Regions from separate parts of the Homo sapiens genome. Here region 1 is linked to region 2. A link is a contact called in ENCODE Hi-C or POLR2A ChIA-PET data. All regions are on one chromosome and are shown on one strand. Each heading gives the region's core, a stretch centred on a gene start or an enhancer-like site at or near the end of the contact. The rest is flanking DNA. Distances are from core to core; before and after follow the strand shown.

What was found. A loop is a pair of places that touch in the nucleus more often than their neighbours do. ChIA-PET counts read pairs that join two places held with the same protein, here RNA polymerase II (POLR2A). Pooled maps may share reads with other maps.
Region 1: a loop to region 2 is called in a map of endothelial cell of umbilical vein, with 4 times the contacts of the local background. The contact joins two enhancer-like sites. A Hi-C loop is called at or near these places in 6 of 168 maps with a recorded cell type or tissue (PC-3, PC-9, aorta and 3 more) and 5 of 50 pooled maps. POLR2A ChIA-PET finds 5 or more read pairs at or near these places in 5 of 52 experiments (AG04449, AG04450, BJ and 2 more).

What each region holds. Positions count from the first base shown.
Region 1 is chr2:69,159,384-69,164,786 of GRCh38, reverse strand. All of the region lies in intron 13 of ANTXR1 (ANTXR cell adhesion molecule 1), which reads right to left. Among named protein-coding and RNA genes, the nearest start is that of MIR3126, 58 kb to the right of the region's middle. Within about 2 kb of position 1,611, at least 6 of the 41 ENCODE cell types and tissues checked have a DNase peak (open chromatin) inside an H3K27ac peak, as active enhancers do; they include endothelial cell of umbilical vein, where a contact is called at or near this core.
Region 2 is chr2:69,121,004-69,126,949 of GRCh38, reverse strand. ANTXR1 (ANTXR cell adhesion molecule 1) reads right to left here. Exons shown (of 18, transcript NM_032208.3): 11 at 3,864-3,933; 12 at 2,307-2,385. Among named protein-coding and RNA genes, the nearest start is that of MIR3126, 20 kb to the right of the region's middle. Within about 2 kb of position 4,474, at least 2 of the 41 ENCODE cell types and tissues checked have a DNase peak (open chromatin) inside an H3K27ac peak, as active enhancers do; they include endothelial cell of umbilical vein, where a contact is called at or near this core.

The DNA of each region.
Region 1 (5,403 bases), core at 362-2,861, 41 kb before region 2:
ACTATTTCTGGAGTAAATTTTCAGCTCTGCATGCAGGTACTCCTTGGCTTCCACTGATGTGAATTTGTGGTCATCTGCATACAAGGCTGGCACGGCCTGGATTTCTAGATCCAGCCCTGAAACAATCCCAGCCAGATGGCTCCCTGGGAATTAGGGACATGGATCTTATCTCTCTCTGTCTGCACTGTTAGCAACAAACTCACTGAACTGTGTTTATTCCTCTGTCTTCCGCACTGGACTGTAAGCTCTTGAAGACATGGGCATACTTATCTCCTGACACACAGCTTAGTGTTTGTTACTCGGCCACTATTTCTGGAATAAATGAGTGTGTGTTCCTGAAAAGGGAGGGATAAAGGAAGCATTTCTGATTATAATAAACTTCCTTGCCTCTCAAATAAGCACTTAATACATGTTACAAGATTCAATTCTGGTCTCTTAACCCTCCATATAAATGTTTCTTCAGTAGTTAAGATGCTGAAAGTCCCAACTGCCAAGAGTGGGCTGTGATGCTTGGATGCATTGCGTCATGGGAATCTAATCAGAGTCACGGGTTGGCCTTACGGTTAATTGTGCCATCTTATTAGATACCACCTATACCCCCTTTCATCCCCTAACCCAGGCTTCCATGTAAATTCACTTGCCCTGTGATTATAGACTCCATTTTCCAGTTTTGTATCCGAAATTCATTTCTAAGAAGACTTTCTGAAAATTTGAAAACTACACGCACAGTCTGTTTTGTTCCAACACAGATATGTAACTTGTGACTGTTCATATGTGGTAGTTAAACAGGGCATTAAAATCACTAAACTGCAAAACTGTGCCAGCTCAAAATATGATTTTTGCAAGGTAAAGGAGAAGGTAATGTACATTTTTCGTCTTTTGTTCTTCATAGTCAACTTCATATAACATTAACCATTACACATTTAAAAGTGTGAGGTGACAGTATTCGGCGCCACTGAGTAACATCAGGTGAATGTGAAAATGCTGCCCAGCCACCAGTAGTGACCTGGGGAGGAATATGCAGAAACCAGGCATACCTCATTTGCTTTCTCACTTAGGTGTGTCCTTGTGCAAGTCCAGCATGTATGGCGCTCCTGAATGCGTGTTCTTTTCCTCATTAAAAACCTTTTACATAGCACTGTCAATAGGAGCGTGTGTCCTGGTTCGAAAAATGCAGGGGTTGAATGAGGGAGGAAAGCCTTCAGCCTGTGCAGGAGATGTTTGTAAAGATATAAGAGAAGATGAGATACTGTGAGAGCAATGGGCATAAAGAAACCCAAATGAGCTTCCTCAGAGACCATGCTGAAAAACCAAAGAAAGGAGAATGGAACTCACAGGAGCCACCAGTTGCCTTAGAGGGGATTAGAGGCATGTGTGATGGAGTGAAGAAAAGGAGGTAATGCCGAGAGCAGCAGAATAGTACTTTCATGGTTTTCAGTCTTATTTGGAACCACGCAAATTGCTTTTTTTTTTACATGAAAAGAGGAACCTGGCAACACAACAAAAGCTGAAATTCTATTTTAAGCCAGTGCAGAAGGAATAACAAGACGCTGAGTCATAGCCATCTCCCCTTGTGTTGTGACACTTTGCCCTAAGAATGTCCTTCCTTCCGTCTTGTTTCTGTAGCTCAAAGCCACGGTGCTGCATCAGACTCACGTCAACTAAGAAACTTCACCTGTTTATTTAAAAAAAATCAAGGTAAAGAGCCATATTTACTGAAGTATGTTTTATTAAGAATTTAAGGTGTTTAAAACGGTGGCATTTTTATTGAGTTTATTATTTTTTAGCGTTAGGTTGGCACAAAAGTAATTGCAGTTTTGTCATTCCTTTCAATGGCAAAAACCGCAATTACTTTTGCGCCAACCTAATATATTATTTTGTAAGATCGCACAGTTTTGAATGTTCTGCTCTGAACCCATTTCCCCCATTAGTCCTATTATTTTCATGGGCCAAAATTCCATAATGCAGTCATATCTTCAGGAACACATTTCATGTTACAGGAGAAATGGTGATACACAGAGAATTTTCAGTGTATCTGCTATTTAACAATTATTGTTAACTTTGGACAGAGCAAAGGGAATAGTGCTGACAGGGACTGACTTCCTCATCCTTTCTCTGGTCTTTTGTGCTTTCCATGTGTATCATAAAATCCCAAGGGCCCAAGTAATAAATAATATTCCTTGGGTTTTTGGTAATTTGGGATTGTGAGCTCATGTGTAGTAGGCATTTACCTATGGAAATTCTATGAGGCCTGGGTTGAGGGACGAACCTGCCAGAGGTTTCAGGTTTCCTCTTGCAGATCCCTAAGCATTTCCAAACTTTTTCTCAGCTTCCAATTTACAAAACCTCAAGTAGTGTAAGTTTGAACTCTAGACCTCTCAGAGGTTATGAATTCTTAGGGACACAAACATACACACCCACATCAAACCCATAGCCCATCTTTCACTCAAGGCTTTAGGCAGCTTTAGGCAGAAGACTCAATTTCAACTCCCAAACTTTTATGGGCCCATGAAAGGCTATTAAGCCAAACATCTAGGTTACTGAGATAAGAAAATCTCAGGCAGGAAGCCACTGCTTTAGGGTCAGATGACCATCTGATTTCCAGATCCTGCTTTATTTGGGCCCTGGAAACATCTCCTATTTTCTCATGAGCCTGGCTATGCATTTAAGGCAACTTCTATTCTATTTTTTCCAGGAATTTTTGTTTTTCTTTTGCTGTGGAGTCTGCTGCATTGTCAGTCAATAGTAATGGATTTTTTTTTTTCCACAAATGATGACTTCCTGCACGCTCAGAGGTTAGCTCAAATAAATGTGCCTGTATTTAGATGACAAAGGTCTTTTTTGAAGCCTTTGATTTAAAGCACTGTATGTCCTGGGGGACTTCTGGGTTGATCTCTTAAAGCCGGCTCAACTGCTGCCCCCCTGGCCTTTTAAATTCTGCATGAGAAGCCACCAGAACAGAGTTATGTATAGAAGAAATGCCAATCCAGATCTGAAAAGCCATCTAATAAGGGCTTTAATGTCACAGCTAGAAGGAGATGCTTGCTCTGACCCTTTTTACATTCTAGCCTTCCATTCTGGCTCCCAAACCTTGTAAGTATTCTTTTAATTGAAGTCAAGAAATCAAGGGAAAGTAGGCAACTTGATATGGAAAACATCCAGGAGAGATGAGATGCTAGTTGATGGAGGATAAAGGAATCTTTCCACTGTATAGACAGCATCAATTGAATAGAGACCTCATGACTGATTGGGGTGGGTTAATGCTGGCCAAGGACTGCCTGAATCCAGTAATTTTACACTGTAAAAGTTTAGCAAAGGATGGTACCAAGGGTGTTAATTTGGAATGTGGTACCAGAAATTTTCAAAGAAATGAGGTCAACTTTTTTTCCCTCCAATTTGGAACTCAGATTTCAAATGATTTTTGGTCTCTCATCTCATCTCCCTTAAGACTGAGACTATTTAAAAGGCCCAATTCATCACTGTCTAAAGTGAGAGTTGCAGCAGGAGCTTTACCATTAGTCCACAGGGCCTAAGGGACTCACATGGTAATGTGAGAGAATGGCTGTGCATGGTCTCCATCAGATGGTATGCCAGTGTCACTGCAAAAGTCTGTGAAGTGAAACAGCAAAATAAATCCATGATTTCAGATTCCCTGAGGCTTGAAGGAGCAGCCTCTGGCCTCTGCCTGGGTTACGGGAAAGCCGATTTTTAGACACTAGTAGTGTCAGTGGGATCTGAGCAGGGCACAGAAGGAACAAGGGTGAGTTGATGATGTTCACAAGATGTTCAAGCTTGTTGATATTGATACAGCCTCCAGGGAGGGCACAAAAGAGGCTGCATCTTAGGATCCAGGAACCTGCTCTTTTAGCTGCTTCAGCGTTCTCTAGGACTGTGTTTCCCAAATAGTATTTGGCAGAATACTGGTGTCCTTCCAGATGTCAGTATGTTAATAAGTGTTTGGGAGAGTACAGGTAGTGACAGGCCAAGGAAGAGTTCTAGGGTCAAAATAAATTTGAAGAGTCACATGCAAATTATCCTATTAATGACTCTGAGAAGTCCTGCAGTAAAGGCAGTGATTCAACTTAGTTTAAGGATGTCTTTAAAACTCACTGTCTAAATACCTCTTGTTCTGAAGTGCCCCTATTCATACTTGCAGGGTATGATTGCCCTGACATAGTTTGGAAATGCTGCCCCTGAGTACTTGTATCATATAAAAACTCCTCAGATGGTTTCAGTATGCAACCAGGTTTGAAAACCACAGACCAGGGAATCTTGAAAGGGAGAAGCAGATTCACTCAAAGAAGGTACGAATATGAGGAAGCAGCCTTAGAGACAATATGGTTCCAATTTTCTAGTTTTTCACACGGGGGAAATTAAGGTTAAAGGATTGGACTAATCCTTTAACCAGAAGAGGAAGATGCGGCATTGAAACCCAGTCGACTTTGACAACAACTCGCCTCTTTCCATTTCACCGGCAGGCATAAGCATGGGGGTTGGGGGTTATCAGGCAGCCCACAAAGGATGAGGGAAGCCAGAGATGAGAAAAAAATGGGTGTGTGAGGTGTGTGGTGTACCTGCCCTCCAGAGGTGAGGGCAGGTCATGGCAGAGCTCTGTGTGCTAACGAGAAATAATCTTGTCAGCTGTAGCCTGAGGCGTGTCCATATGGGAATGGGTGGAGGCTGGAACAGGATCAAGAAGGCACAATCAGTATTAGGCCCAAGATGCCTGCATCAGAAGTTGCCTGTCCCAGTTGTGTTTTTATTAAACTGTCAGTAAATCCTTTTGGTGATGTTAGGCTTGGGTTGTCTGGCCCTACAAATTAAATGTTATTCTTAACGGTGCGAAGAACATTATTTTAATGCTTTATTTTTATTTCCACTTAAGGTATATCAAGTTTTTGATTAATTTTTGCCCTTTGCAATTTGTCATTGGAGATGTCCAGTGGGCTTATTTGTTGAACTATCCTTGAAATTCAATTAAATGAATTAAAAGTGATCTGTTACGTAATTCTTTAAAAGCTGTTCATAAGATACCTATAAGGCCACTGAAAACAAGACAGGGAGAACAATTTTGTTTATATAGGAAAAAATTCTGAATGCATGGACATGAGCCTCTCCCAAAATACTGAAAAAAAATTGTTGTTATATGAACAGAAATACAGTGATTTGATTTGACCTAAATAGTGTGGTGTTTTAACTAGTTGGATTGCAGAAAAATTGCAGCTTTAAAAGCAGGATTTTTTTTTTCTTTTTAATTGTGGTTAAAAGAACTTAATATAAAACTTATTATCTTAATTATTTTTAAGTGTACAGTTTAGTAGTGTTACATATATTCACATAATTATGCAACTAATTTCCGGAACTTTATTTTTTTAAATAGTGATGCTGTCTCACCATGTTGCC
Region 2 (5,946 bases), core at 3,225-5,724:
GTAAACGAATACAGCATTCTCACATGAAAATGGAATAATGCAGAATATATTATGAGGTGGTCTTGATCAAGGGTCAAGTGAAGAGAAGATTTAGTGGCATGTGCTCAGATGAGGGAGATGTAAGATGTAACTGGAGGCTGCCGTGGGTTGGGAAGGTGTAGTGGGACTCAATGGGAATTCTTCTAATTTTGCAATGCATTGGCAAGGACACCTTTTCTTCTTAATTAGAGGCCCATGATTTAAAGTTGTAGCCCTGTATTTGCCATACCACAAGTTTAGTCCTGAGATGTCTTCCCTTCCCACTTCCTCTGCTCTGTGGTCTCAAGGGCAGTGGCTGTTTCTTGGTGGTATGGTCAGACATAATGAGAAATACAGATCCAACTGTTGGATCACTCAAAAGCTGGCAGGAATCTGAAATGGAGTTATTTGATTTAGAGTATTTTAATCATTTCCTGCAGGTTGGCAGGTCCCAGAAGGGTCAATTTTCAACAGGATCAGGCAGGATACACTTGAAGAAATTTCAACACTTCTGCATACAGTTTTTAAAATTTGGTGGTGTCCTACTGAGGCCTACAGACTGAGGGTTGACCAGATGTCTGAGACATGGACATTTCTCAGTGGTAACACTTCTCTGACACAATCCTAGTTTCTTGCTTTGGTCAAGTAAAACTTTCCCATCATCTGTACCTTTACAATGGGTTACCCTGCTTTCAAGAAAATTGGTTTGCTCCTAACACAAGATGAAAATTGGTGTTGGGGGCATTAGGAGGGAGACTGTTGTCCATCATGAGGACTGGCTTCCTGTTCTTTTATGATAACCCATTTCTATATTATCTACATTCAGTGCATGCCTGCTCTTTCTTATCCAACTGTGATGGTATTAAGGACACAACTCCAGTTACTGAGAGGTTCTAACAACACAGCTTCCAAAGGCCAACGAGGAAGTGACTATAGTATAATAACTTCCTAAGCTGACCATCAGGCCAAACATTAGTTTCTAGAATGAGCTAATGGAGAAATGTATTCAGTTAAAGAAACTGAATACGCCGACAAAGGTTATTTTGGAAATGCTCATGTTAGGGGCTGATGTCTTTTTTTAATTTTTTTTTTTGAGACAGGGTCTTACTGTCACCCAGGCCGGAGTGCAGTGGTGCAATCTCAGCTCACTGCAACCTCCACCTCTCGGGCTCAAGCCATCCTCCCATCTCAGCCTCCTGAGTAGCTAGGACTACAGGTGTGCGACATCATGCCCAGCTAATTTTTGTTTTTTTTGTAGAGATAGGGTTTCACCATGTTGCCCAGGCTGGTCTTGAACTCCTGGGCTCAAGTGATCCATGCACCTCAGCCTCCCAAAGTGCTGGGATTACAGGCCTGTGCCACTGTGCCCAGACAAGGTTGAGGTCTTGACACAAGCTAACTAAGCCCTGACTGCCCCCTGACAGGCTGAGCTCTGAGACATTGACAGTGGGCAGGACCAACTCCAGAGGCTGACGGGTTCTCAGTCACAGCTGCACATGACAACCTCCTGGGGATGCCGTGGAACCACCAAAGCTAGGGCTCATGCCAGAGGCTTAGGTTCAGTCAGTCTCGAATGCGGTCAGGGCACCAATCTTTTTAAAAAGCTCTCCAGGTGATTTTATATATAGCCAGGAATGAAAACTACTTGATGCGAAGGCTCCAGAGAAGGGCTATCTGAGGAGCTGGGAGAGAGAATGCAGTCCCCGCTCTTGCCTCACAATCCCTATTGTAAGGGCTCCTTCCCCACTCTCTCTCCTGCTTCATCAGTTTTCCATTTTCTCCTGGATTATTTCCACAATAATAAGCAAGTTGCAAATTCTCCCATCCTAAATAAAATGACCTCCCCAAACTCCACATTTTCCTTCAGCTCATACCCATTTTCCTGCATCCCTTTAGAGATGAACTCCCTAAGACGTTCTTTCTGTATATGCTGTCCAATTCCCTTCCGTCCATTCTCTCCTAAACCCACTCTATCTGGGACTCCACCCTCATTACTGCACAGACATAGCCCATCTTACCGTCTGGTCAGGCCAGTGACTTTAGATCTCCCCTTCAGCAGAAATGGGGAAGCTGGAGAACTTAACACAGACATGCCTGATACACTCTGGGGTACAGCACACCCCAATCCAGCCTGGGGCTGGTGGAGCAGTGCTGGGATCAAAGCTCAGCAAGCAGAACGAAGAACCAAAAAACTTTCCAGGGTACCTTTGGAGAAGATTACTGCTTAAGAAACGTTGATAGTGACAATGATAATGAGATCTTTAGTAAAGGGAAAGGTTATGACTTACACAGTGTGTGGTGGTGATGATGACAGAACTGGAGATAAAAGAGAGGCCATCGTTCATGCTGACCTGGAGTGCAGCTTTCCTGCAATGACAACAAGGGAAGCAGACTCTCAGCAGGGCGTGCAATGAGCAACAGGCTGAGAGCCAGACACACAGGACTCCTTTGGGCTCTGCTCTTAAATACCCTTGAGACTGGAGTCTCTTCTCCAGGGGAGGAGGGGTCTGAGTTTCCTCTTTTGTAAAATGTCGGGGGTAGTCTGTATAGCCCATCCTCCTTTAAAGTTTAGAGAAGTGTCAGGATATGCTTGGCTGGTATATTAAGGCAGTGCATTCAGACGTTCCGGCATTGCAGTGAGTGGCATTGAATGGGCAAAGCTTACTTTCATTTAACTTGCTTGTCACATTGTAGTTGGACAAAGTATTCTTCAAAAATAGTCCAAGTCAATGGGGGTAGACTGGGCTAACTATAAATGCAATATTCTGCTGTTATCTGGACTCTCAGTGATTTGATGGGGGTGGCTTTGTTACCATTCAACAGACTCACAGAAGTAAAGCAGAAGATGCATTTGTCTTCCATCTCTTCCCACTCTAAGACACTCGCTGGAAACTGACCTCTTGTTTTGTTGCATTTCGCAGCATGGACACTGAGCTAATTTGTGAAATCAGTGGCATCACAGATTGATGCTGGGCAACCAGAGTTGGAGGTTTCACAATATGAACACACGATTGAAGGCAAAATTCAGATGAACAAGTTCAACTTTTTTCCCTTAAAGCCTCCATTCTTTGTCTAGCCTATTATAGACACGGTTTTGGAGAGGTTATTTTTGTTGTTATTGTTCTCTGCACCAGCATTGCCTCATTTCCCATGTATTTCTTTTCTTGCTCAGGGTGCCCATTCTCTTTCTTCTGTTGATGGTTTTGATCTCATCTCACTAGTGCTTATTATAATTGCATCACCATGAGATTTTCCCCTATAAATTAGTTCAGGGAATTTTTTCCGGTCTGGGTGAACATCCGATGCTGCGCAGAGTCAAGGAAGGAGCACCGTGTGGGACATCAGAAGGCGTGAGTCTGGGGTCTTGGCTCGCCATGAACCAGCCATGGCCCTACTTGGCCTTTCTGAGCCTCCCTTTCTCTAAGGAGGAGATAACAATTATCTAGCGGGGCAATGGTGATGACAGAGCGAGGTCAAGTGTGTGAGAACTTTCTAGAAGTGTAGGTGTGATTAAGCCAGACAGACCTTGGATTGAGCCCAGCTCTTCCACTCACTGCTGTGTGACCTTAGGCAAGCTATTTAAAGTCTTGCAGCCACAGTCTCTATGTCTGTAAAACTGGGATAGTGGGAATACCTAGTTAATGGGGAACCTGGGAGAATGAAGTGAGATACTTTGTAAAACACTTATCCTGGCGTCTGGGTCACTGTAAACACTGGCTCCGTCATAAGCTGGAGGAACCTAGAGAAAGGCTCCACTTTCTCTAGATGCTTTCTTTTCCCCTGTCCCCGTACACCTCCTCTCTCTCTTCCCTGGCTGGGAGGTTCAGTTGCTGGTGAAAACTTACATGCCAACTTCTTTTAAGATAGGCGCTGGACACAGTAAATAAGTATCTTCCACAGAAAAGGGCTTCTCATCTGCAAAAAGGAAATCACTGGATTAAGAAGAGGGAGGTGAGTTTATAATTTCAAATTCAATGACTTCTAGAGAACATCAACCAAGTCCAGGGAGATACCAAAAAAACAAAAATCTTTTTGAGCTTAAAAACTTAAGCTGTACAGCAAACTATCGCAAGGACAGAAAACCAAACACCGCATGTTCTCACTCACAGGTGGGAACTGAACAATGAGAACACCTGGACACAGGAAGGGGAACATCACACACCGGGGACTGTTGTGGGGTGGGAGGAGGGGGGAGGGATAGCATTAGGAGATATACCTAATGTAAATGACGAGTTAATGGGTGCAGCACACCAATATGGCACATGTATACATATGTAACAAACCTGCACGTTGTGCACATGTACCCTAGAACTTAACGTATAATAATAATAAAAAAACAAAAACAAAAACAAAACTCTTGAGCTGTAAAACCCATTAGCAGTGAACTCAAGTGCTCCTGCCTGAATCATAGCTTCCTGTGGTATGTGCAGTTGAGTCAACTGGTGAGAAAATAGTGAGTGAACTCCTAGATAGAGCAGGAATCACTGAGGGGAAACAAGAAAATATTAGACTGGTCCTAAGGAGTTCCACGTCTAAGGGTAGTTGGAGAGATAAGCCATATTTGTGGAAAAAGTTTGCTGACAAATGACTTCACCAAAGTATCATTGGGCTTCATAAGACAGGAAGCTTCCTGTACATGGCTGTCATAGTCAGGTCTTCGGAAAGCACAAAACATGAGCTATGCTTTTGTGCAGAGATGGGGAAGAGACATTCTTGGTTGGAGGAATGGCATGAGCAAAGACAGGGCATACTAAAGGCATGTTCCAAGGTAGGATATAAGAAGAATTTGAAAAGATCAGTATAGAAAGTTTGGTCAAGTTCTTTGAGTTAGCCTGAGGGATTTGCACAAAGTTCTGTAAGTTATAGAAAGAACTTTGGTGGGTTTTTGAGTAAAACTGAAGTGATGATTTTGGAGGTCATAGCAGATGTAGCTGTAGAAGGTGAATCAGAGTCGGGGACTCTTGGAGTAGGGAAGTTCTTGTGCTTCTTCTAATGGATGACCAGGAAAAAGCTTAAAGTGGCTTCAATTCAAGCTCACTAAGAACTTCATTGTATCCCAGTTTCTGGGGCCAGAGACAGGGTTGAGAAGTTATTATACTAAGTATATAATAGTCATCCCTTCAAGCCTCAGCTTTGATTGGGTACATGTGCTGTACAAAAAGGCTGTGGTAGGGCCTACAGGTGAAATGAAGATGAATAAGATCTATGTCATTAATCAGGCTGTGACTACAAGTTCCTATAACTAGAAGATACAAAGGAATACATATATTATTAAAGGATAATATTCTGCTTTTGTTGTGACACTGATGTCGCTTATGATATCTGCAAGTCATGACTGCAGAATATAGCTGACATTAAACTCTTGCCTGAGTGAAGGTTAGGAAGCTGCCTGGGATGGGAGATAGAGGACACATCTGAGTGCTAAGCACAACGTCCCCATTGGCAAGAGGAGGAAGAAGATGTACAGGAAAATCTTCAAGTGGTGAAAAGTTAGGGAGGTTATTCCAGGTCATTTGTTTATTCATTCATTCAACAAATATTTATTGAAGACCTACTATATACTAGAGATGCAGGCTTTGAGAAGAGAAACACAGTCTCTGCTTTCATGGATTTTATAGGAGGCAGGAGAGACAGTTATTTAACATAATTAAAAAATAAATTCTTTGAGTGTGTACCATGTGCCAAGCAATGTGCTAAGGCTTGCAATGAACGAAACAGATAAAGTACCTTGTCCAAGGAGCCAACATGCTAGTAATTACACAAATTGTTATGTAATTATAATTGTGATGAGCACACAAAAGGAGGAGGGGGCTGGCCCTCATCTGGGAGGTCAGGAAATGCTTCCCCAAGGAAAGGCTATTTAAGCTGAAACCTGAGGTTGGGTGATGGGATGGAGTGGGAGAGGGGGAGGCACTGCAAAGATCCCGG